2 separate regions of the Homo sapiens genome follow, and region 1 is linked to region 2. A link is an interaction called in ENCODE POLR2A ChIA-PET data of the cell type or tissue named here. Cell type or tissue: GM12878. All regions are shown on one strand. Links, peaks and the distances in the headings refer to the core of each region. The heading gives the core; the rest is flanking DNA.

The links. Peaks named below come from ENCODE experiments on the same cell type or tissue, not always from the same donor. Only the 100,000 strongest peaks of a DNase experiment are listed, where the experiment ranks them.
Region 1: POLR2A ChIA-PET joins it to region 2 with 12 read pairs; 5 of 35 experiments call an interaction of 5 or more read pairs at or near these places.

The regions. Positions count from the first base shown.
Region 1 is chr10:71,832,306-71,840,305 of GRCh38, forward strand. It overlaps PSAP (prosaposin), which reads right to left. Exons shown (of 14, transcript NM_002778.4): 2 at 2,067-2,200. Among named protein-coding and RNA genes, the nearest start is that of PSAP, 15 kb to the right of the region's middle. RefSeq lists enhancers at 3,571-4,340, 4,158-4,227, 4,338-4,437, 4,341-5,110, 5,881-6,649. In GM12878, for the core only: a CTCF peak has its summit at 5,016 (motif pointing right); DNase peaks (open chromatin) are centred at 836, 4,106 and 4,576; H3K4me3 peaks cover 2,110 bases; H3K27ac peaks cover 3,430 bases.
Region 2 is chr10:72,059,683-72,075,158 of GRCh38, forward strand. It overlaps SPOCK2 (SPARC (osteonectin), cwcv and kazal like domains proteoglycan 2), which reads right to left. Exons shown (of 11, transcript NM_001244950.2): 2 at 13,220-13,228; 3 at 12,821-12,866; 4 at 12,462-12,576; 5 at 10,630-10,744; 6 at 8,505-8,619; 7 at 7,931-8,050; 8 at 7,220-7,438; 9 at 4,496-4,558; 10 at 3,343-3,480; 11 at 1-3,223. The coding sequence ends at 3,078. Among named protein-coding and RNA genes, the nearest start is that of SPOCK2, 21 kb to the right of the region's middle. RefSeq lists enhancers at 9,399-9,906, 10,087-10,588. In GM12878, for the core only: a CTCF peak has its summit at 10,241 (motif pointing left); no DNase peak of the experiment used is centred there.

The sequences.
Region 1 (8,000 bases), core at 1-8,000, 230 kb before region 2:
GAAGGCACACCCACACTGAACCGTTCACCTGCGCATCCCCTGCCTCCCAGGCATGTTAACAAGGCAAGACCACACCAAAGCCAATCTTCTGATTGGCACCAAGGCCCCCACCTGGACCAGAGGCCATGGAAATTCTAATTGGTTCCTGCGGCCCTTGGGGAAGAATGCCCAGGCTCCCTTCTTGATGTCAACTGACTTTCCATCCATGGAGAAGAAACATGTCTGGGTGAGACTGAGGAACACCTATGAACTTAGCTGCATTTAGAGAAACCAACTTGAACCTAGTCAGGCTAATACAGTCATCCTTTGGTATCTGAGGGGGTATCAATTCCAGGACCCCCATGGACACCCAAACCCCAGGATGCTCAAGTTCCACAGACAGCCCTCAACATTTGTGGAAACAGAGGGTCAAGGGTACTGTGCATGGAACCATATCAAGAGAGGGCCGGGCCGGGCGTGGTGGCTCACTTGGGAGGCCGAGGCGGGCAGATCACGAGGTCAGGAGTTCGAGACCAGCCTGACCAGCATGTTGAAAACCCCATCTCTACTAAAAATACAAAAATTAGCCGGGCATGGTGGCGTACACCTATAATCCCAGCTACTTGGCAGGCTGAGGCAGAAGAATTGCTTGAACCCGGGAGGCGGAGGTTGCAGTGAGCCAAGATCGTGCCACTGCACTCCAGCCTAGGCAACAGAGTGAGAGTCCATCTCAAAAAAAAAAAAAAACAAAAAACAAAAACAGAAGGCCGGGCCATGACAAGACCAGCCAATCAAGTTTTAAAGTCCTTACGGGACACACATTAAACCTGGAAACAGGAAGTAGTATTAAAAACAAGATTGAAGGCAAATTAGAAACCAAATCTGAAAGTAGTTTCAGGCCAGTCGTGGTAGCCCACGCCTGTAATCACAGCACTATGGGAGGCAGGAGGATGACCTTAGCCCAGGAGTTCAAGACCAGCCTGGGCAACATGGTAAAAACACTATCTCTACAAAAAATACAAAAATTAGCCAGGCATACTGGTCCACATCTGTGGTTCCAGTACTCAGGAGGCTGAGGTGGGAGGATTGCTTGAGCCTAGGAGGTTGAGGCTGCAGTGAGCCATGATTGTGCCACTGCACTCCAGCCTAGGTGACAGAGCCAGACCCTGCCTCCAAAAAAAAGGGCAAGTATGGCCACAGAAGGCAGTTTTCCAGTGAATAATTCACAAACTGTTTCTAAAAGAATGGTGCTAAGCTTTCTTCTCTTACTGAAGGAGCAGTAGTGGCCACTGACAAGTTTTTTAGAACCCAAAGTCCACTCAGTCAAACACAGCCCGTACCACATGATGGCCGGCACAGCCCCAAGTGAGCCCAGGGCAGCAGCTCTGTGTTGAGCTGGCATGGTCAGCAGAGCATCTCCTGAGAGGGCTTGGGACCGTGAGGAACACACCCATGGCTTGTCGCCTTAGACCATGCCCCACATTAATACGCTACATTTAGCATTATTTAGATGAAAAATCAGTGCTAGCTTCCTCAGTGTGGTTACAGCTGGAAACCAATTTTAAATGGCAACTGCACTCCAGGATCTCAATCAGCAGTTTGCCTGTTTGAGAGGAGTGAGGAGAGAACAAAATATGAAACAGGCAGAAAGTACCTGAAAAGCTCAGCATTTACTTTTTGGAGTGAGTGACCAAGGATAGAGCCGCGCCCATGTGCCCAGTGGTGGGAATGGGCACTGCCAACCCACTGGCCTCTTATCTAAGGTGAGAAGTGGGATCTGCACAGAGGCCCAGAGGCAGCATGGGGCAGGCACCTGGAGCCGCAGGCATGGGGGACCTCATCCTGTCTGCCACAAGAAACCAGGTAGCCTCAGGAGAGTGAAACCTTAACCTCTCTGAGCCTCCATCTCCTCTGCTGTAAAATGGGTACATTCACCAATAGGTCCTGCCTCCCACACAGAGTCACAGTGAGAAGTAAACAAAACAAGGCAAGAAAAAGTGCTCTGTCAATATGGCAGTGAGTTACAGCTGTTCTAAGGGGACCCAAGAGGAGTGCTGCGGCTGGGACTGGAGGGCAGCGGCACTCACCACTGTTGGCTTGTTCCAAACGGTCTGCAGGCAGTGCTTCACTGCCCCGCAGTCGGACGCCGTCTTCACATTCTGGCACCACACTGCCGAGCCCCTGGTGCATTCTTTCAGTCCAAGGACCGGGCCGGCTAGAGCTAAAATGAAAACCAACGTGAGGAGGTGGCCCATTTTGTAGCAAACCAGGTCGACCTGACTTATTTCCCCAGGGCTGAGGGCGACTGTCCTTGAGCTGGACTCTGCTACTCAGCCCCTCACCAAGCTGTATGGGACACCAGCCACACAGATACACGCCTGTCCCGGTCAAGAAGCTGGCTTGTCTGTCACAGGGCTAGAAGGGACTCATGTATCTGGTTCACGTTCATCCTCTCTAGCTACCTTTAAACAGTATCAGGGAGTATCAGAACTTTAACCTTAAAATGTTTCCATAAGTAATAAGGTATCATCATAACCTTAAAATGTTTCCATAAGTAACAAAAGAAACCATAGGAGAAAAGACTAACAAATTCAAATACAGGGAAGATTTTGACTTCTGTAAAATGGATAACAACTGTAGAATGAAGGGTTTTTTTAAAAAAGAAAAACAGGCTGGGCACGGTGGCTCACGCCTATAATCCCAGCACTTTGGGAGGCCAAGGTGGGTGGATCACGACGTCAGGAGATCAAGACCATCCTGGCTAACACAGTGAAACCCCATCTCTACTAAAAATACAAAAAAAAACAATTAGCCAGGTGTGGTGGCGGGCGCCTGTAGTTCCAGCTACTCGGGAGGCTGAGGCAGGAGAATGGCGTGAATCCGGGAGGCGGAGCTGGCAGTGAGCCTGGGTGACAGAGCGAGACTCCGTTTCAAAAAATAAATAAATAAATAAATAAATAAATAAAATAAAAATTAAAATTAAAAAAAATTCATACCCTTATAACATAAAACAATGGCCAGCTGCCGGTGGCTCATGCCTATAATCTCAGCACTTTGAGAGGCCGAGGTGGGGTCAGTTGAGTCCAGGAGTTCGAGACCAGCCTGGGCAACATGGCAAAACCTCATCTCTACAAAAAATTAGCCGGGCATGGTAGCACGCACCTGTGATCCCAGCTACTCGAGAGACTGAGGTGGGAGGATAGCTTGAGCCCAGGAGGCAGAGGTTGTAGTGAGCCGAGATCTCACCACTGCACTCCAGCGGTGAGCTACCATACCTAGCCCTAAAAATATTTTATAAACTGCCTTGAGAGTGCCTATGTTTCTTAAAACAGGTCCTTGATTTTAGAACCAAAAAAATGGGGAAAAAAATCCTCAGATTCACATCTCACTTCTAGCCCAATTATTTAGCTAGGAAACAAGAGATTACATCGGACTACACATAGAGGATGGTGGCATGAGGGTCAAACTCCAACAGGCATCTCAGTAGGGTTGAACAAACTTTTGCTGCAATAGATACTTGACCCAAGTCTGAGACAGAAAAAAAAAAAAAAAAAACAAAACACAATCACCTGAGAAACACACTTAGAACCTCAGGAATCTTGCTGTATGCTGCTTCCCTCTGTAAGCCAATTCTACATACGTGTGTAACACACATAGGAAACACGTGTTGTATAGGTCAGTACGTGTTCTTCCTCCAGGAGAGGGTAAGGAATGAACTGCTTTCTTTCATTACTACCTCCACAAGCTACTCACACAAAGACTGAGTCCCACAAAGCTCGAGTCAGATCACCTTCACCCCTTCAGACACAAGCAAATGAATTATTCATCTGCTGCCCAGATTATAGCCTTCCCTGTCCCCTGGGAGCAAAATCACAAACACGTCCAGTTCGCAACCTCAACCAAGCTGGCCACATTCCAGAGGCTGCTGGTTTGGACTCTAGTTTCCAGGGGAAAACATGTGCCAGATGCAAATCAGTACCAAGCTCCCCAGATGGCTCACAAAAGCTTAGTTAGCCCGCAGTGTAGCCAAGCATGGCTGGCGCCAGCCTCAGTTATAAATCTCAGGGGAGCGGTGGAGGGGAGGCAGAATTGAGTCATGAGGGTAAGGGCTCTGGGGACTGTGCGGTCACAGAGACAGCACAAATAGGAACCCCAGACCTGATGACTCCCACCACACCCTAGCAGGCCCTGGGCCCCTAGGACTCTGAAAAGGACCCATGATGACACCATGATACACTGCCTAGCCCTACCTCCAAATCAAGATGAACAGGAGGCTACCAAATGAGTCTCTAGGCAGAGGAAGGCAGAGTGATACACAGGGAAGCCAGAAGAGGATGGGCTCAGACCTCAGGAGACCAGAGCCAAGACAGAGGAGTCACCACCAAAAGCAGGGGCAAGTGACCAGCACCCCCGATTCTTAAAAATGCTCATCCAGTGTAATGTCCACCCAGCTACTTTCTCCAGCCCTCTCAGCAGGGAACTAGCTACAGCTGACCAAAATCTAGAGTGTTTCCGGAACACAACACACTCTCACAGGCCCATGTGAGAATACTTTGTAGGCTGCCTACTTCCTCTAGGAATGTGAAACAATAATCGTTTTCCATGATGACTTTGTTACTTGTTTTGGTCCGGCCAACCTGGACTGAAAATAATCTTGGGCAGCCCCTTGTATCTGAAACTGGCCCAGCTAATACAAACTGACTGTCACTTCCCAATCCATGACCTACTGAATGGCAGCAGGCCTCTTCCTCAGATCTGGAGGCAAAAAGATACGCATGGTGGAGAATTCGGTACGCCTATAAAGTCAAGTTCCAGCGTAAAACAGATTTCCGTGGACACAGGAAGTAACACGTAAATTCCAACTCCTAGAAAGTGCCTTCTTAGCAAGACACCCCCTTCTACCTCCAACCACAAGCCAAACATAAAGGTGCATGTTACAAAAACAGCCTGTGGTATGCAACGGATTCCATCTCCCAGGATGAACGACATGATGACATACGTTCATAGACTGCGTGTCCTCAGGGCAGGCACCACTGGGTGGTGCTGGGGAGCTCCCAGCCGCCAAGAGGTGCAAAGCCCACTCCCAGAGCAGATCTCCTAAGAGGGGATCAAACAGTGGGTCAGAACCTTTTGGGGACATGGATCCCTTTCCCAGAAACTTTATTACACACACATTTCTCCTAGCACTTGAGGAACTTCTCAGGTCCCAGCTGTGGATTAATCATAAAGCTCTACAGGCAAGGGTGGTTTTTCTCCACACAAGCAGGTAAACAACCCAGCTGAAGGCATGGCTACCAGCTCCACTGACTGCGCAGAGCCCGAGGCCCTCAGGCCAAAGAACAAATGAACAGTCACGATTTTCTTTACCCCAAAGAGCAGGAGGAACAGACATCTAAGTAATGGTGTGTGATCCCACGCATCGGTGGGAATGGGAGCGGCAAGGCAATGCTAACGGAGCCTTCCTCAAAACGAAATTGGAATTGGCACCTGCAAGATGGTGACAGAAAAGGCTGGCTACGTGGAGAGGGAGTGGGGAATTCCAGAACATTCCAAAGGAGTCCAGTTCTCTGTGGGGAAGGGAAGAAACTGTCCTGTCTTTTCAGGAGCGAAGCCAAGGGAAGTAGCGGCAGCCAGGCTGCAAAGGCAGACAGATCTCAGGTGCTTGGGGGAATGGTCTCACCTGCCCCACACACCCTAAGGTGAGGGCTCAACCCCGTGGGCGATACTGCAGGAAGCTTCAGGGATTTCTGGGAGGGACAGGACAGGCAAGCTCATGTGTGGGTCTCAACCACCCAGGCACAAGGTGGCAGAACTGAAGAGGAGGTGGGAGATACCAATGTCAGGCACCTAACTGGAAGGCGAATTCAAAAACGTCCACATGAGAAATGGAAGCAGCAAGAGCCAAGAGAGGCTAACACAGAGTCCAAGAGAACAAGATGGGCAAATGGCACTAACAGGGTTCCATGAGAAGTTGTGCAGACTCAAAGGGAAAACAGAACAGCAAGGGCCAATAGCACCAGGAGAGACACGCCCATGAGCAACGTGAGCTGCTCAGCAGAGGCCAGGGAGGGGAGGGCCTGGGGCCCCACCCAGAGAGTCCCCTGGAGGACTGGGGATGAGTGACGGGAGAAGGAATGTTTCAGAGACACGCGGTCATCTCCAAGGAGGGGGAGAATCCCGTACACCTTCCACCAGGGTGTGGAGCTGGTATGAGTGGCTCCAGACCACAGATCTCTGAACAATGGGTGCAAGGAAGCAGACCACAGCTCCAGGTAAAGAATGCATTTAACATCCACCCAGGGGCATAAAAAGAGAACGGATTAGCTGGACGTGGTGGTGCACGCCTCAGTAGTCCCAGCTACCAAGGAGGCTGAGGTGGGAGGATCGATTGAGCCCAGGAGGCGGAGGTTGCACTCCAGTGCCCCAGCACCACTGCACTCCAGCCTGGGCAATAAAGCCAGAGCCTGTCTCAGAAAAAAAAGAGAGAATGAGTGGCATCATTAGGTGATGACCTCACCAACAGTGGAAGCAAACAAGCAGAAACAAAATGCATAACTTATGAGCAATTCTATATAAGAGGGATCCTTTCAGTGGTGGGCTGAACTAAAAGAGCTCCGAGGAGCTCCAAGTCTTCACTCTAACAAGGCAGATAACATTTTCAGCATTTATAACTAATAAATAAACACTACCCAAAAACACTTTCTCGTGAGTTATTTCTCAAAACATGTGGCCAGCAAAGCCTTTAATCTCTATTCTCATCCTCCCACACCCTACCCCCAAATACCAGCTTCCTTCTCTGAGGCAGTATGCTGAACTCCAAAAAAGTTCTTAGAATGTTTGACCTCCTAAAGATTTCCAATTAAATGTGTCATAAAGACATGAACAGCACTCGGGGCAAATTGAGCACTTCACTTCTTAGTTCAAGGGCCTGGCAAGACAGCTTGGAACAACGGGCTCTTTTTTTTTTCTTTTGAGACAGAGTCTTGCTCTTGTCGCCCAGGCTGGAGTGCAGTGGCACGATCTCGGCTTACTGCAGCCTCCACTTCCCGGGTTCAAGCGATTCTCCTGCCTCAGCCTCCCAACTAGCTGAGATTATAGGCGCCTGCCACCATGCCCAGCTAATTTTTGTATTTTTAGTAGAGACAGGGTTTTGCCGTGTTGGCCAGGCTGGTTTCGAACTCCTGACCTCGTGATCCACCCGCCTCGGCCTCCCAAAGTGCTAGGATTACAAGCGTGAGCCACCATGCTTGGCCCCACAATGGGACTTTTTTAAAGACATAGATTTCAGGGCCATGTGCGGTGGCTCATGCCTGTAACCCCAGTACTTTGGGAAGCTGAGGCAGGAGAATCATTTTGAGCTCACAAATCAAGACCAGCCTGGCAACACGACAAAACCCCATTTCTACAAAAAATACAAAAATTAGCTGGGTGTGGTGGCAGGTGCCTGTAATCCCAGCTACTCAGGAGGCTGAGGCAGGAGAATCGCTTGAACTCAGGAGGCAGAGGTTGTAGTAAGCCGAGATCACGCCACTGCACTCCTGCCTGGGCGACAGAGCGAGACTCCATCAAAAATAAGAAAAACAAATAAGCCATTATTATTCTATGTATTTGTTGTTTACAGTCAAACCTAAGCCCAACTAATATACATACTTAATCAACGACCTCGCTTACAGAAAGGTCTCCCAACAAGTGTTTCCTGGCTTACCCCAGTGAGGATACCGAAAAGCCCAGTACACAACATAATCACCAAAGATTTTCTGAAGCAATCTTAAAATGACAGGACAACATTTCCTAGAATGTGATAAAACAATCAGTCTCATTATTTTAGCCATACAACATATGCTTTTCCTTTTAAATATTTTAGTAACATGCTAAGTACAATTTGAATCTAGCTACCAGAAAAAAAAAAAAGAGGTAACAGAAAATGCATGCAGCCTCCCAGTGCTGACAATCAGAGCCTACATTCCACAGGGCAGCAGATCTGCTGCCTGGGTAAGGCGGCACCATGGCAACAGGCAGGT
Region 2 (15,476 bases), core at 4,129-12,128:
GGGCTGGAGTGAAGGGGGGTGACCACCCCCCACGTGTGGGACAACAGGGGGCAGTCAAGATGCCGCCACCCACCACCCCTCCCTTCCAAGCTCCCAGGCCATGCTTCCTTCTCCATCACCCTTGGACCCTCTCTGAGTGGTCTCTCAAGGCACATTTATTTTCTCTGCTGCAACCTACCAGATCTGACATCCACCTCCCCCAGCACCCATGGGCCAAGGAGGCCTGGGGCAGCCAAGGGGAGTTCCAGGACCAAGCAAGCAAGAAACCGTTCTTTGAACACATGGTTAAGCTTCTTCCAGCATGGCCCTAATTCCCCTACCTGCCTAAGCCAGGGGAGTGGGGGCAGGAAGGAGCGAGGCATCGAGGAGAGGGCACTGGAGGGGCTGGGTGGCAGGCCCCTTGGTCAAGGTCACAAATCAAGGAGCTGAGGAAGGACCGATCTGCAACCTTGCTCATGAGGAAACCTTAACCTTGTCTAACAAAAAGCCACTTTGAGGCCGCCCTTCAGCTCCACAGGGAGCTGCTGTTTTGTCTACCTTTTGAGGGGACCAGTCTCAGTAGGGCGAAAGGCAGTGTGGGGGCTTCGGAAACAGGCAAGGCTGGACCCCTGCAATCCTACCAGAGGCTAGTTCAGTCCCTTTTGCTTTCTTCCTAAAACATATTTACAAGGACACACAAACGTGCACAGCCAGAAGACCCAGAGACAGAGAGAGCACGTGTCCCAGGAGCGGAGGGTGACATCAAGAGGACAGGGGACACCCTTCCTCTGAACTCCTTCCTTCCCCAGGCCCCCCAGCATCCTTAACAACCCCCACCCCCACCCCGAGGAGGAAAGTTCCAGAACTCCAGCTGGGACAAATGGAAGAGATAGGTAGACTCCAATCCTAGCAAGAGCAGAAGTTTCAAGTAGCTCCGAGTCAGAGGCGCGGCTGCCTCAGAGAGCAGAGGGCTGATGTGGAACAGCATTTCCCTGAACTGAGCCGGGGCTGGAGTGGGGAGGTGAAGGACAGAGAGAGGACAGGAGAAAGAGGGGACTGGGGGACCTGGAACGACGCGACACCTCAACAATCAGAACTGGGCTGCGGAATGGGAAGCAGTTTATGGAGTTAAGTGGGGCTCTGCTATTTCCCCCAAGAAGGACTCGGAAGATGTTGATTCCAGGGCAGAGTGAGGGGCAGACAGGATGAGGCTCTTCTGTAAAGTCCAACAGACGCTCACAGATGCTGGGAGGCTGGGGACTGCCAGGTTGGGAGCCTCACCCAGAGAGCCTCACTGCATTGACCCCACACCCACCACTCACCCAGCACACAGGGGGCCTCTCCTCACGCTCCCAGGCCACCAGGATGGCCCCCAGGTTCACACACAGGCACACGCACACACGCTGCACTCACCACGCACTGAAGGGCATCACAGCCCCAAGTCTGGGTAAGAAATTCTCCACCAAAGGTGTTAAGGAATTTGCTTTGCTGAGGAGAACTGGATGGGTGGGGGAAAACAGCAACAAACAAACAAAAGAAATGCACAGGGCCTCTTCTCATCTGGTGAGATGAGCTCACACTGCTCAGGGGATGTTGGGGAACAGCGAGGTGTGAGGTGTGGCCTCAGAGCCCGGCTGCACCTGTCCTGTTCCCTCTGACTTCTCACTTTTCCACATTGCAGGCTTCAAAACAGAGCTTGGGGAAGCCCCTCTGCGGGGCAGCCCTAGGGAATCCTCAGAGGGGCCAGAAGGAAGCCCTGGGGGCTGAGGGAAGTGGGGCTGGACATGGCCTGTGGGTGGCTCTCCCCTGGCAGGAGGAAGATCATGGTCTCAGAGTGCGGAAAGGCTGCAGCTTTCGGCAGCTGCTTCTCTCCGGGGTCTCAGGGACAGCTCTCTCTGTTGGTCTGGGCAGGACAGGAGTGTTAAGGGTCAGGGAGGAGGTGGGCACACACCCCCTTAGCCTAGACCCAGGCTCCTTGCCTGCTGCTCCTGGCCCTCAGGCGCCCTCAAGTGGATGAGGGGACCCCAGCAAGGGGGATGGAGGCAGGAGTTGCACCAAGGGGGAGCCAGGCAGAGGTCAACTGTGTAACCACCACCCAGTGTCCCCAAGAGAGCAGCCCAGATCATGGCTCCACCACGAGACCCAGAGAAAAGGGACAGGCTATTCCAGGGTCTAGGATTCAGAGCTGCCCCATCTCAACACCTAAAAGCTCCCCCAGGCTCTGCAGCCACAGCCTCCTCCTGCTGAGCCGACCCCCTCTCCTCACCCTGTTCTACCTGCACCACCTGGGCCACCTGGGACAGACCTCAGACAGCTTGGCGAGGCACCCTGTCCCTGGCCTCTCAGCTGCTGCCCTCCTCCTCTGCCGCCACCACCTTCATTCTCCGCCTTGGGTTAGGAGAGCTTCTCTAGTGTTTGGGGATCCGGCAAAGGGACAGGGCTTGCTGTGGCTGGGCGTCCTGGCCCGTCTCATCTGAGGCTGGTGGGGATGTCACACCACATCGGCCCAGTTTTGGGAGGACCTCAGCTGGTAGACAGCTCCCTGCCCCTCCCTCCCCTTTGCAATGGGGACAGGCTCGCAGGCCAGAGCTTGACCTCAGAAGCAAGAGGGAGAAGGGCAGACAGGGGTCGGTTGAGCCAGGGTAGAAACCAAGGGGAGCCAGGGTAGAAACCAAGGGGTCAGGGCTGGGCTGGAGGACACGGCTGGGGGATCTCATTTCATGGATTTTGACCTGTCAATTTGTATTTGTGTGTGAATGTATTTTAAAACCAACAACAAAAGGAAAGAAAACAGCTACAAGGAGGCCGAAGGGGCCTTTGGGTGACTCACTCTGCCAGGAGCAGTGTGGATCAAGGACACATTTGTCAGCGCATGCCACACACACACACACATACACACATGCATGCACACATGCACTCACACTGTCACCCGTCCCAGCCATCTGTGCCACACACATGCCATGCACACTCACACTCCCAGTCCCCCCAGGTGGAGCAGGGTCCTTCTGACTGCATTTCTGGATCCGTTCTCGAAGTTGCCTGCTGCTGCTCAGAGCTCTGCTGTTGAGTCCCCCCCGGCAGCCGGCTCCTGAGGGCGTCTACCAGATGTAGCCCCCGTCGTCAGCCTCGCCTGCCTCGCCCTCCTCCTCCTCGGCCTCCTCGCCTGCTTCCTCCGTCTCCTTCTCCTCCTCATCCTCCCAGCCGACACCGCTTCCAAAGTCCCCCGAGAAGCCCACGATGTCATCTGTGAGGGGATCAAGCCAACAGGGGGTGAGGGAGCTTCTGGCACGCACCCCCCAGCATCCCACGACAAGGGCCCCCAGGCCTGGGCCCCCAGCAGGCCCTGAGCTGCCCAGCCCGTACCGCAGTCGGGGCTCCCATGCGTGCGCGTGCCAGTCAGCTCCAGGCCCAGCTGGTCCACACACCAGCAGTCACCGCTGCTCTGGTCACACTGCATCTTCCGGTAGTAGCCATCCTCGTCGCAGCTCGGGATGAAGATGCCTGAATGAGACAGTGCCAGGCAGGGTCAGAGCAGGGGCCCAGGCTGTGGGCCCCTCAGAGAGGTGACCTCAGGTCCTCATGCATGAGCAGAAGTCTATACACCCCCAGAGCCCAGCCAGACCGGGTGCTGACCCCCCAACAGGCCCAGATGCTGAGAGCTGGACACCAGCCAGCAATTCTTTCGGCTCTACTCGCTGGAGATGAGGAAACCCGCTTCCTTGAACCACTGCTCAGGCCCCTGTGCTAGCTCCCAGCCGCCCCATCAGTTTCCCTGACTCCATGGCCCAAGTCTTCTAGGACAGCCAGTCTGACTTCACCAGGTTTGACACTCTCCATCCTCCCACAGTTCCGCCGGCCTGGCTGTCCCCTGCTAGGAAGGCCCAGCCTTCTCCTCCCAGCCACTCTGAGTCCGACCTGCCTCCGGGGCCCACTTGCTTTCCTGCAGGCTCCCCAGCTGAAGCTCCCAGGCGCCTGTGTACAGGTCACACTGCTAGTTCTGTCTTTTTAGTGTGTCCATTTGTGTGTTGTGTGTTTCCGGACTGGCCCGAGCTAAAGGGTTATGAGGCCAGGGAGTGCATCCTTCTTGCCATCCGCTCAGAGTTGGGCTGGGTCTATTGCTGTTGTATCTCTGGGGCCGGCCCCCAGGTGTTTATGGAGCATGTGAGTGAGTGTCACTCAGGGAGTGGCCTCACTAAAACATTAGTCACACCCTTGCTGAAGGAAACTGAACTCAGTGGAGGGTTCCAGGATCCTTCTGTATCCCAAACTCTAGCTCCAGCATGGATGGGCATAAAATTAGTGCCTAAAACACACTTTTCCCGGGGCAGATTGGGAGTCCCTGCCCCACCACAAGGATAGACACAGGAAGGGGGCAACCCTCTTCTGTCTTCCTAGGCCAGGGCCTCCTCTGGGCTCCATGTCTGCCATGAGGCCCAAGGCTGGAGGCCCTGGGTCTCAGACAAACCCAGGAAGCCGTCCCCACCTCCTCCTCTGAGAGCCTGGTCTGGCCCCTCACCTGGCTTCTTCTTGGCGGCCTCCTGGATCTGGATGCGCTCCAGCTCTGCCAGGCAGGGGGGCTCTGTGGGGAGAGAAGCAGCCTCTGATGGGACTGTCCCCTGGTGCTGGGGGGATGCACTGAGCCCTTCAAGGCTTAGAGACCCAGGCAGGGGCTCTGCAAGATGAAAACACCCCGTTTCTGACACGGGGTCACCCCACAGCAGGGGTGGGAAGTACAAGGGTTCTATGGCACGAAAACGCTCACTCTCTATTTAGGGGAGCTCATTCCACAGCTGTGGATGACCTGAGGTCCCCAAGAAGTCCTAGGGACCCATGAGAGGAGTAACAGGATTCAGAAGAGGAGGTGGGGTGAACACACAGACACCCAAGTATGAGAGAGCCCAGGGGAACGTAATGCTAGAGGGAATGTTAGAGAGAACTCCCAGGCCTGAAAATACAGCCACGCGCTACACAACAACACTTCAGTCAACAATGGACGGTGGCCCCATAAGATTACAACACTATTTTTACTGTACCTTTTCTATGCTTAGTTATGTTTATTTTTTTATTTTTTATTTATTTATTTTTTTGAGACGGAGTCTTGCTCTGTCACCCAGGCTGGAGTGCATTGGCGCGATCTCGGCTCACTGCAAGCTCTGCCTCCCGGGTTCACGCCATTCTCCTGCCTCAGCCTCCCGAGCAGCTGGGACTACAGGCGCCCGCCACCACGCCTGGCTAATTTTTTGTATTTTTAGTAGAGACGGGGTTTCACCCTGTTAGCCAGGATGGTCTTGATCTCCTGACCTCATAATCTGCCCGCCTCAGCCCCGCAAAGTGCTGGGATTACAGGCATGAGCCACCGCGCCCAGCCTTATTTTATTTTTTGAGATAAATAAAATAAATTTTTGCTCTCGTCGCCCAGGCTGGAGTGCAACGGCACGATCTTGGCTCACTGCAACCTCTGCCTCCCGGGTTCAAGTGATTCTCCTGCCTCAGCCTCCCAAGTAGCTGAGATTACAGGCACCTGCCACCATGCCTGGCTAATTTTTGTATTTTTAGTAGAGACAGGATTTCACCATGTTGGTCAGGCTGGTCTCAAACTCCTGACCTCAGGTGATCCACCCACCTCGGCCTCCCAAAGTGCTGGGATTACAGGCGTGAGCCACCGCGCCCGGTCTATGTTTAGCTATGTTTAGATGCACAAATGCTTACCATTGTGTTACAACTGCCTGCAGTATTCAGCACATAACATGCTGCACAGGTTGTAACCTGGGAGCAATGGGCCAGGTGCACAGGAGGCCGCACCACCAAGGTCTGTGTAAGTACTCCTATGATGCTTGCACAGTGACAAAATCACCTAATGATGCATTTCTCAGAATGTATCCCCCTCGTCAAGTGACGCATGACTGTAACCGGCAGCCAGCCTCTAACTTGTCTGCGACCTTGGGAAGTCCCCACCTCTCCAAGCTGGAAGCCTGCCTGGTTGTAAAATGAGGACAGTTCCCGGCCTCCTGCCCAAGAAAGTACAGAATGGATGGAGTGGCCTTCAAAGGCCCAGAAAGTCAAAGTGCTGGAGTGATGCTGGTCGCAGGAGGGCTGGGCAGTCAGAGTGGTGAAACAGATCACAATACCACACATTTGCAGAGGGATTTGTGAATTACACGGTGCTCTGCACAGATTTTCTTGGCTCATCCTCACAACAGGCTCCAAGATAGGTATTGTTATTTCCTGACGCAGATGAAGAAGCAGAACTCAGAAAGATGTGGTCACTTGCCGGGGGTCCCTGACTAGCGTATGGTGGGGCCCGGGCTGAAGCTTTGGGCCCTGACTGCCGATCCCCCACCAAGATGGGGAGAAGCATCCAGTGAGGAACACCAGGGCTTCCCCAGCTCCAGCCACACAGGTCAGGTGAGCCTGGGGACCTCCATTTTCCGAGATGACTCTGGTTTGAAAGCTCTGGTTTCAGGTATATTCAGCTGAGAAATTTCATCACATCTCTAAGGCTGATGACAACGTATGTAATCACTTATTGGTGGCACAAAATTTAAGATGTGCCTAAAAGAAGAATCACCGAGAAGCAAATGCATCTTCACCTCTAAGACCCTCACTTGTACAGCCCCTTCCCAAGCCCTCTGAGGGGCCCCAGAAAGTTTACATTCGTTATTTTTCATATTCTTTCTTTCCTTCTTTTTTTTTTTTAATAGGTTCTTGCTCTGTTGCTCAGGCTGGAGTGCGCTGGCACAATCTCAGCTCACTGTAGCCTTGACTTCCTAGGCTCAAGCAATCCTCCCACCTCAGCCTCTCAAGTGGCAGGGACCACAAATGCATGCCACCATGCCTGGCTATTTTTTTTTTTTTTTTTCACAGAGAGGAGGTCTCCCTGTATTGTTTGGGCTGGTCGCCAACTCCTGGGTCACATGATCCTCCCACCTTGGCCTCCCAAAGTGCTGGGATTTCTTTTTTAACTCTTTCTTAAAGAAGACCTCCAAAAGTATATAAGCTTCAGGACCCACAAAATCTGGATCCGCCTGGGAGCCTGCCAAGGAAGGGAGCTGAAAGTGTTGGCTTCCCTGGGCCTTAAGGGATGAAGCCCTAAGGGAGTGCAGGAAGTGGGCAAGCTGGGAAAGTGCTGGGCCTGGGGACGTAGCCAAGAAAGAGCCACTCTGACTTCCCAAGAGAGCCTGGAACTTCGGGTAGAGCCCACACGGGTGAGGCAGGGGCCTGGGAGGGGGGCTGCACTCACTCTCCCTCCAGAAGCAGAAGCACCACTCAGCAGTAGAGACCCGGCCATCCTTGTAGGTGTCACAGGAGTTGAAGAAGGGACGGATGCAGACCTCGTACTTGTCCAGGTTGATGGCGGCCAGCTCCGTCTGGTCCAGGAAGAGGTCAGCACTGGTGTCCAGCTTGGAGAACATCCAGCCAATGGAGTCCTTGCAGCTGGCCCCCAGGCTCTTGTCCAGCCCTGGGAAAAGATCAGGTTCAGGCACGCTTCATCTGGCTATTCAGCCGTTTCTCCAGCCCTCCATCTCTCCGCCTCGCCATCAGCCCCAGCCCTCTATTCTGGGTCTGGGCAGCTTGGAATCTAACCATGGGATTGAGAAACTCGAGAACGGCGAAAGGTCCTTCCTTCCACCTCCACATAGGACTATGCCTGAACCATTCAAAACCCGTTCTGAAAGCCCTGCAGGGAAAAGAATTCCTGCTTTCCCTGGGCTACCCATGTCAGGGTTTAAGCTCCCTCCACCCATGTTAAGTTCTTCCTACTAGCTAACTGGTATCCCTCCTGCTCTGGTGGAAGCCGACTTCTTTGGGGTGAAGGTTCTTTTGGGGCCCAGATTGTAGGGCCCAGAGTCTGGCAGGAAGGAACAAGGGCAGACTGGCCCAGCATACACCTGTGTCCTCAGCCCCTTCCCTATTTCCCTCCCTCCTCCAGGCAGAGCAGCAAGCTTCCTACCGCTGGCCGGGCCGGCTACACTGCTGGCTGAGCCATTCTGCTTGGAGTTCTCATGAAGGAGCTGGAACCAGTCCCGCAGCCGATCTCCCAGGTCAGCCAGGTCCTGACCGGTGCAAGTCTCTGCAGAACAGAGAGAAGGCATGGAGGGCGAATGTGCAGTGGAGCAGCAGGCTCGATCTCAGTCTGGGATCCTGCCCTACAGGCCAGGAGGCTGGGCAGGGGTCCGGGAGGCAGCAGCAGAAGGGAAGGTGGAAATCGGGGGCTTCCTCTCGAGTCCTCTCCCATTTCCCACCACCCACTCCTTCCTGGCATGAAAAACACACAGCCCAGGTTCCTTGTGGCTGAGTCCCTCCCTCTGCCCACCTTCCAGGCACCCAGGGGAGAAACGAGGGCTGAGCCCACGCCTCCTGCTCTGTGTTAATCTGGGCCTCTGACCTCACAGCTCCCTCAAGCTTTCTGCATTTTTGCCACTTCCCTCTTGCTCTGCACACCTCTTCTACCACCCTAGAGCCCTGAAGGAGGTGCCAGGTGGCCCTTCAGCACCCCTAGCCTGGTGGCCCAGCACTGTCCTCACCTGGTTTGCCATCGGCGGTGGAGGTGGCAGCCTGCTCCGTGGGGCAGGGGCAGGGGCCCTCGCATCGCACCGCCAGCTGCTTGCTGCTCAGGCACGCCTGTTGCTCCAGCTTACACTGCACATGGGGAAAGGTGGAACAGGGGACTGAGGGCTTACCCCAGGGGTCCCCACAGCTGGGGACACCCTCAAGCCTCTCATGGCAGCCACATCTGCCTCCCCCCATGGAGTGCCCATGAACAGCCTGAAGGGTCCTCTTGGTTCCTCTGCAGACTGAGGTGCACGGTGGAGAGAAGCAGGGCCCGGGAAGCAGGGCTCAGAGCTGGTCCTAGCCATGCAGGCTCCCATGAGCCTGCTCGGCCCTCTCTAAGGATTTGTCCCTCCCAGGACACCTGTCTCCCCTCCCCTGCCCCTGTCACCCCTCCCCTGCCCCTGTCGCCCTTCCCCTGTGTTAGCTGTCTGTTGCCCCCCTGGCTCTCATGGCCTGTTCCTTGGTCCCTCTGTAATCAGCCATCAGCCCTTCCCTCAATGATCTCCCCCCAGTCACCCCAGTGGACTTTTCTCAGTTCTCCTGATAGGACACAGCACCGCCTATGGAGCATCTAACAATTCCTCGGCCTTCGCTAAGAACTGCTTCTGCCACAGCTGCCTGCTAAAGCCAGGTTCTGACCAGGGCCTTTTCTCCTGGTCATATCTCTTTCTTCTCATGGGGCGGCTGCTAATGGGAAGCGGGTCATCACAGCGCTCGACAACATTATCTCACTTGGGAGGCTTGGGTTTCTCCTGCTCAGCAGAGAACAGCAAGGCGCACAGAGGCCCAGTGACTTGCCCAAGGCCATGAGCCGGGATGAAAGCCAGACTTCCTGCTGACCTCCACCTCCCTAAAGGACAGCGTGACCCCTGGACCGGACCGCACTGCAGCGTCCTGCCCAGACCTCGCCCTGGCCTTGGGTTGTGGGACACTAGCTCCTCTTCTTCTCCTCCTCCTCTCTGCCAGCTCTGCCAGCTCCCCTGCACCCCTCTCACCTCCTAAATGCAGCCTCTGCCCTGGCCTCTTGCTCATTCTCTCTCTCCTCCCTTTCTTCTCCCTGGATGACCTCATCCCCACAGCAATGTCAATCATCACCCACAGCGGGTGACTGAAATCTGCATCTCACTCCAAGAAGGCCCCTCAGCCCTGGCACCCACCCCAAGCCAGCTGTCAGTGCCCTCCCAAACCAAGCAATTCCCGACTCCTTGTTGCCAGTAAAAACATTCATTATCAGCACCTGCATTTCTATGTTACTTTTTTTTTTTTTTTTTTGGAGACAAGGTCTCACTCTGTCACCCAGGCTGGAGTGCAGTGGTACAATCATGGCTCACTACAGCCTCGAACTCCTGGCATCCCCCTCAGCCTCTCAGATAGCTGGAATCACAGGCACACGCCACTGCACCCAGCTAATTTTTGTATTTTTTGTAGAGACAGGGTCTCACTATGTTACCCAGGCTGGTCTCAAACTCCCGGATTCAAGCAATCCACCCGTCTCGGCCTCTCAAAGTGCTGGGATTGCAGGCGTGAGCCACCGTGACCAGCCTAAAATTTTTTAAATGCTTTCTCAAATATTGTCTCCTGAAATCCTCATAAAAATCCACATAAGGTGCAAATTCATTCTCCCAATCGGTTCCTTCTTCCATCACCTTCTTATGGAGGATTATTTCCTGCTGCCCCAGAAGGCCCCTGCTCACTGGTGAACACTGGCGCCTCCCTGTGGAAATCCTCCTTTCTTCCCCCACTAACAATTGGATGCCAGAGCTCCTTCTTCCACAGCCCTCCACACTTGGCTGAGGTCTTCCCTCAGTTCCTTTGACTTGCAGTTACCTGACCATAGTGTCTCTTCCAGGCCCCACTCCCCACCTGCACCTGTCCGAGGTCAGGGACAGACAGGGTCTGGCTCCAACTCTCAGGTAGTTCCAGCCAGGGCTGCAGGTGGCCCCAGTATGGCTGGCTGCATTGAACACACTGACCTTGCCATCTGGCCCCACCTCAGTCCTGGAAACCCCTCCGGAGGCCCCAGCTGGGTCATCCTTTCTGCTTCCTGTGGCCTCAGGTGACTCCACCCCCACCCTACCTGGGGCCTGGGCTCCTCACCACAGAGCTGTAAGTGTGGCCATCTGAGCCGCAGACAGAGGCAAGCTGGGCCATGTGGCAGGGCTTGCAGATGGAGTCTTTGTTTCCATGGAGTTTCACGGTCGGCTGCTTGATCCTACAGGAGAGGGTGGGGGGCACACCAGGGTGGAAGTGACAATGAGGAAGGAGCAGGGGAAGGGAGGGCTGAGCAGACCTGTTCCAACAGGAAGGCAGCAGCAATCTTCAGCAGATCAGCCCCTTCCTGCCCCTGCCCACCCTCCCCACACTGCTGCCAGACCCTCCTCCAGCTCAGAAGGGTGGAACCAACTGAGCAGGGCATAAATTCCCCCAGCTTCTCTTCTTCTAGGAGTCACTGAGTCCCATGGGGCCTTCAGGTAGCAACTCCAGGTCTGAAGGCCAGAGGTAAAAGGGGGTCACACTTCACTTAGGGGGTCAGACCAAATCTGAGGTTGCAAACTGATGACCTCTGGGCCATACTTGGCCACCAAGTGTTTTTTTTTTTAATTGAGTTATTTATGCACTAACATTTACCAAATGGGAGAGTTCACATAAATACCTGGATTCTTGGCCTGTCTTTGAAAAATGGAAGCATGGGAGTCCTGGACCTGCATTCCTACATAGCTGTAATAGACCAGGGCCAAGAAGCAGCTGCCTGCTTTCCACCACACCTGTGCTCCACAGAGTGGCCCGTGACCAAGCACTCTTCATGCATTACATTACCGGCCATGCCCCTGCAGCCTTCTAAGACTGCAACCCCATCTTTCATCTTCTATGATTCAGGAAAGAAGGGAGGGAACTGGAACCTTTTCCAGGGTCTTGGAGCCAGGCAGAGCCTTGTCCTTGGGCTGGAGCTAAGACTTCCTTTTTTTGTTTGTTTTGTTGTGTTTTTTTTTTTTGAGACGGAGTCTCACTCTGTCACCCAGGCTGGAGTGCAGTGGCGTGATCTCGGCTCACTGCAACCTCCGCCTCCCAGGTTCAAGCAATTCTCCTGTCTCAGCCACACGAGTATCTGGGACTACAGGCACAAGCGACCATGCCCAGCTAATTTTGTATTTTCAGTAGAGATGGGGTTTCACCACATTGGTCAGGCTGGTCTCAAACTCCTGACCTTAGGTGATCCACCCGCCTTGGCTTCCCAAAGTGCTGGGATTACAGGCAGGAGCCACTGCACCCAGCTGGAGCTAAGGCTTCCTTAAATGTCCCTCACTCCTTTCTCCTCTGCAAGCTACAACCTCTCACAAGCTACCACCTTAAATATTTCATGAAGTCACTGCATGTCAGAGCTGAAAGGAACCTCAAATTATATGGTCTAACCTATTTGTCTTAGAGATACTACATCAAGGCCCAAAAAGGAGATGTGACTTTCCCTGCATCCCACAGGGTTTGGTAATTGTTCTCATATGGTGTGGCTTTCTCCTTGCTCATCTCTTAAATGACTTACTTTAGGTGAAGGCAGCCGCCATGTTGTGAGGACACTCAAGCATCCCTATGGAGGGGTCCACATGATCAGGAACTGAGGCCTCCCACCAAGAGCATAAGAGTGAGCTTAGAAGTGGATCCTCCAGCCCGACAAGCTTTCAGATGAAACAGCCCCAGCCAGCACCTTGACTATAACCTCAAGACAGACCCAGAGCCAGAACCATCTAAGAGAACCACTTCTGGATTCCAACCCTCAGAAATGATGTCAGATAATACATATTTGCTGTTTTAAGCACTAAGTTTTACAATTTATTTAACAGCAGTAGATGGCTAATTCATAAGGAGAGGGTCAGTTGAGCCCTTGCTCTTTGAACACACCCCCTCCAGGGCTCCCACCTCCCCAAACCTCTCACCTGTGCTCCAGCTTCTTGCGACTGATGCACATGGCCCGCTGGTAGCCCTGGGCAATGCACACCTTGTGGCGGCTGCACTTCACCTTCTGGCAGGGGTCCTTGGTGGTATCCAGGGCTGCAGGGGCACAGAGTCAGGACACAGGTCACCTGGGAGAACCCAGGAACCTCCAGCCCCACTTCTGAGCTGGGAGGCCTCTCCCTCCAGCAGCCCTTGATAACCAGAGCTCCTGAGCTCAGGAGTCCCATCCCCACCGGGGCCTGGCTGCTCAAGGAGCCCCCAAGCGGGCTAAGGGCTTGCCCTCTGGTCTCAAGTCTTCACACGTGTCAGTCACCTTCCCCCGCCGGGAGAGTCATGTTACCTTCATCTCCTTGCTGATTGTCCTCCCAGCTCTTGATATAGTCATCCTAGAGGACAGAGAGGGACAAGGGAGAAGGGAAAGGCTAAGATCCATATCCCAGAGGTTCAACTGCGGGGTCGAGGAGAGGCCTGGGCCAGCGATGTCATGTGCCAATGGCCGTCATCCTGGTGGCTGACCCCTGTCCACCCAGGCCCTGCCAGCTGCCTCCCCCACACCTCTATCCCTATAAACCCATGTCCAGAATCCTTTCCAGCCTCTCCCGTGAGCTCCTGATTGCTCCCATGCCACACTGGAGGCTGGCAGGGAAGGCAAGTCAGAATGAGGGTGTGGAGGGACACAGGAGGGGAGGGGGTGTGCTCTGCAGAGACCACACAGAGTGGGGTCCTGGGCAGTACTCACCTCCACTTCCTGGAGATCAGGGAACAGCAGCAGGCCATGGAAAACGGAGCAGGAAGAGAAAGGGAGAAAGATGGGGATATCAGTGTGAGGCCCTCTGGTGTTCCTGGGGTCCCCTGCCTCATCATGTGGCCGAGCAATGGCCTTCGATGGCTGTGTTCCTCTGACCCCCAGGAACCCCAATAAGAGGCCAGTATTCTTACGTCTTCATCACAGAGCTCAAGACTGGCCTTAGGAGTAGCAGGGGCCCGTGGCTTTGAGAGGGTGGGGCACCCCCACTCCGTTCCCAGTCCAGCCCCAGCCCCACCACCAGGACAGATGTCCGAGGTGCCCATGCTGCGTAGGAACAGAGCTTCTCATGCCTATGCCCTGGGTGTCTCAGAAACTGCCTGAGAAACGGTGCACTGTCTGTCTCCTGCCAAGGCCCCTTCCTTGTCAGTCCCCACTCCTGACCTCTGCCCACCATGTGAGTGAGGTGGGAGGAAGACCCCCTCACCCAGTCTGCAAAGGGATGCTTTTTGCTCAAGGTCTGACATCTCTGCAGAGCTCAGCTCATACACGGAGTGAGGGAGGAGGCCATGCCTGTGATGAGGCTTGCCCAGTTATCACGATTCAGCTTCAAACCCTCAGAGGCAGAGGACCCAGAAAGGGTCCTACGAGGTCACCTGGTCCAGCCCCCCCTTTGTGCCGGAGAAAGCCCAGAGACAGATGACCTGACCCAGGTCCTCCCGTCACACAACCCAGGTCTCCCGATGCCCAGCACAGACCACTTTTCTTGCTACAACACACTCTCTGAGGCCTAAGGCACAAGGGAGACCTTCTCACCCTGCTCCAGCTGCAGGGGCCTCTCAGGCCCGTGGACCGCAGAGTGGCCAGAGGCAGAGAGCCTCCCACCTGACCCAGCTCCCTGGCAAGAACACTCAACTTATCTGGCTTCCTCCCTTTCCCCTACGGGGCAGAGACAGTTGCTAAAAAACACCTAACAGTCCCAGGGCACTCCTGGTGGAAACTCTGCCAGGCAGGCAAGGAGGGGGCTTCCCAGGCCTGCAGGCTGGCAGTGACAAGGACCAGCTGCCCACTTCCTCTGCGTGGGGCTCCAGGAGGGGCTCTGGGAGCTGGGGGGAGAGGGGCATGAGAAGCTACGCGCAGCTGCCCCCTTCATCCTGAGTTCTGCCATAGCCCAAAGGAGCAGAGATGTGTAGGGGTGAGCAGAGCTGTCAGGTCTGGGGGAAAAGGGCGGTGGGGCCATGGCACCAAACGGCACCCACATGCGTGCAGCAGTGGGCACACAGAAGGGTGCCTAAAGGGCTTTGAAATCCAAGGCCTTCAGGCTTCTGAAGCCTCCCCTGGAAGCTGGCAAGCGTCAGAGCAGGCAGGGTGAGGCCTCCTGGACAAAGGCCGAAGGGGCCAGACCCGAGCAAGCAGTTGGCATCACCACCGAGAAAGATGCGGTGTGCACAGGCATAGACCTGAGTGCATGCTTCTGCATGTGTGTGTGCATTTATGCAGACCCAGGTGCACCCATGCACACTCACAGGTCTGTATTATGTAGCATGTGTGTGCAGGCATGTTTGTGTGTATGCACATCCTCATTTATGCACAGGTGGACATATGCACACACATGTGTAGTGACAGAAGGAAAACAAGGACACTAACAAGGACATTGTTCACCCAGTGCCAGATGGTTTTTATCCAGAAACGAGGTAACAAAACCCACTCTGTGAGCAGCCTCCAGTTTCACACTCGAGGCTCTCCCTCAGGCTGGCCTTCCTGCCTCTTCCGCAGTGAGAGAAGGAGGCAGCAGGAGTCGGGAAGGATGGGGAGGGCGGGAGGACCGCAGACTGCTCCCGTGAGAGCCCACGGCGGCTCTCTCCCTCTCTCTCCTTCTTCCTCTTGCTTTCACGTGCCTCCCCGTGTGTTCCTGTGTCCCTCTCTCCTCTGTCTCTCATTGAGCCTCTTCCTCATCCCTCTGCTCGGCCCACACCTGGCCCACACGTACCTGTCCTAGCAGCCAAGAGTCCCGCAGCCCCTGGGCCCAGGAGCAGACAGAGGAAGGCTGCAGGGGTGCTTCCTGGGAGCCTGTGGGGCACCTGGCCCAGCACTCACCCCATCCCTCAGGCTTGACCTGAGCGCTCCTGAGCCCCCAGGCAAGCCTCTGGGGAGGCTGCAGGCACCACTTCCCTCGTTTGCTAAAACCAACGAAGCCTTCTCCAGGAGCTCCTCAGGGTTCAGGGGTCCTCTGCTGGGGGTCCACCCCACA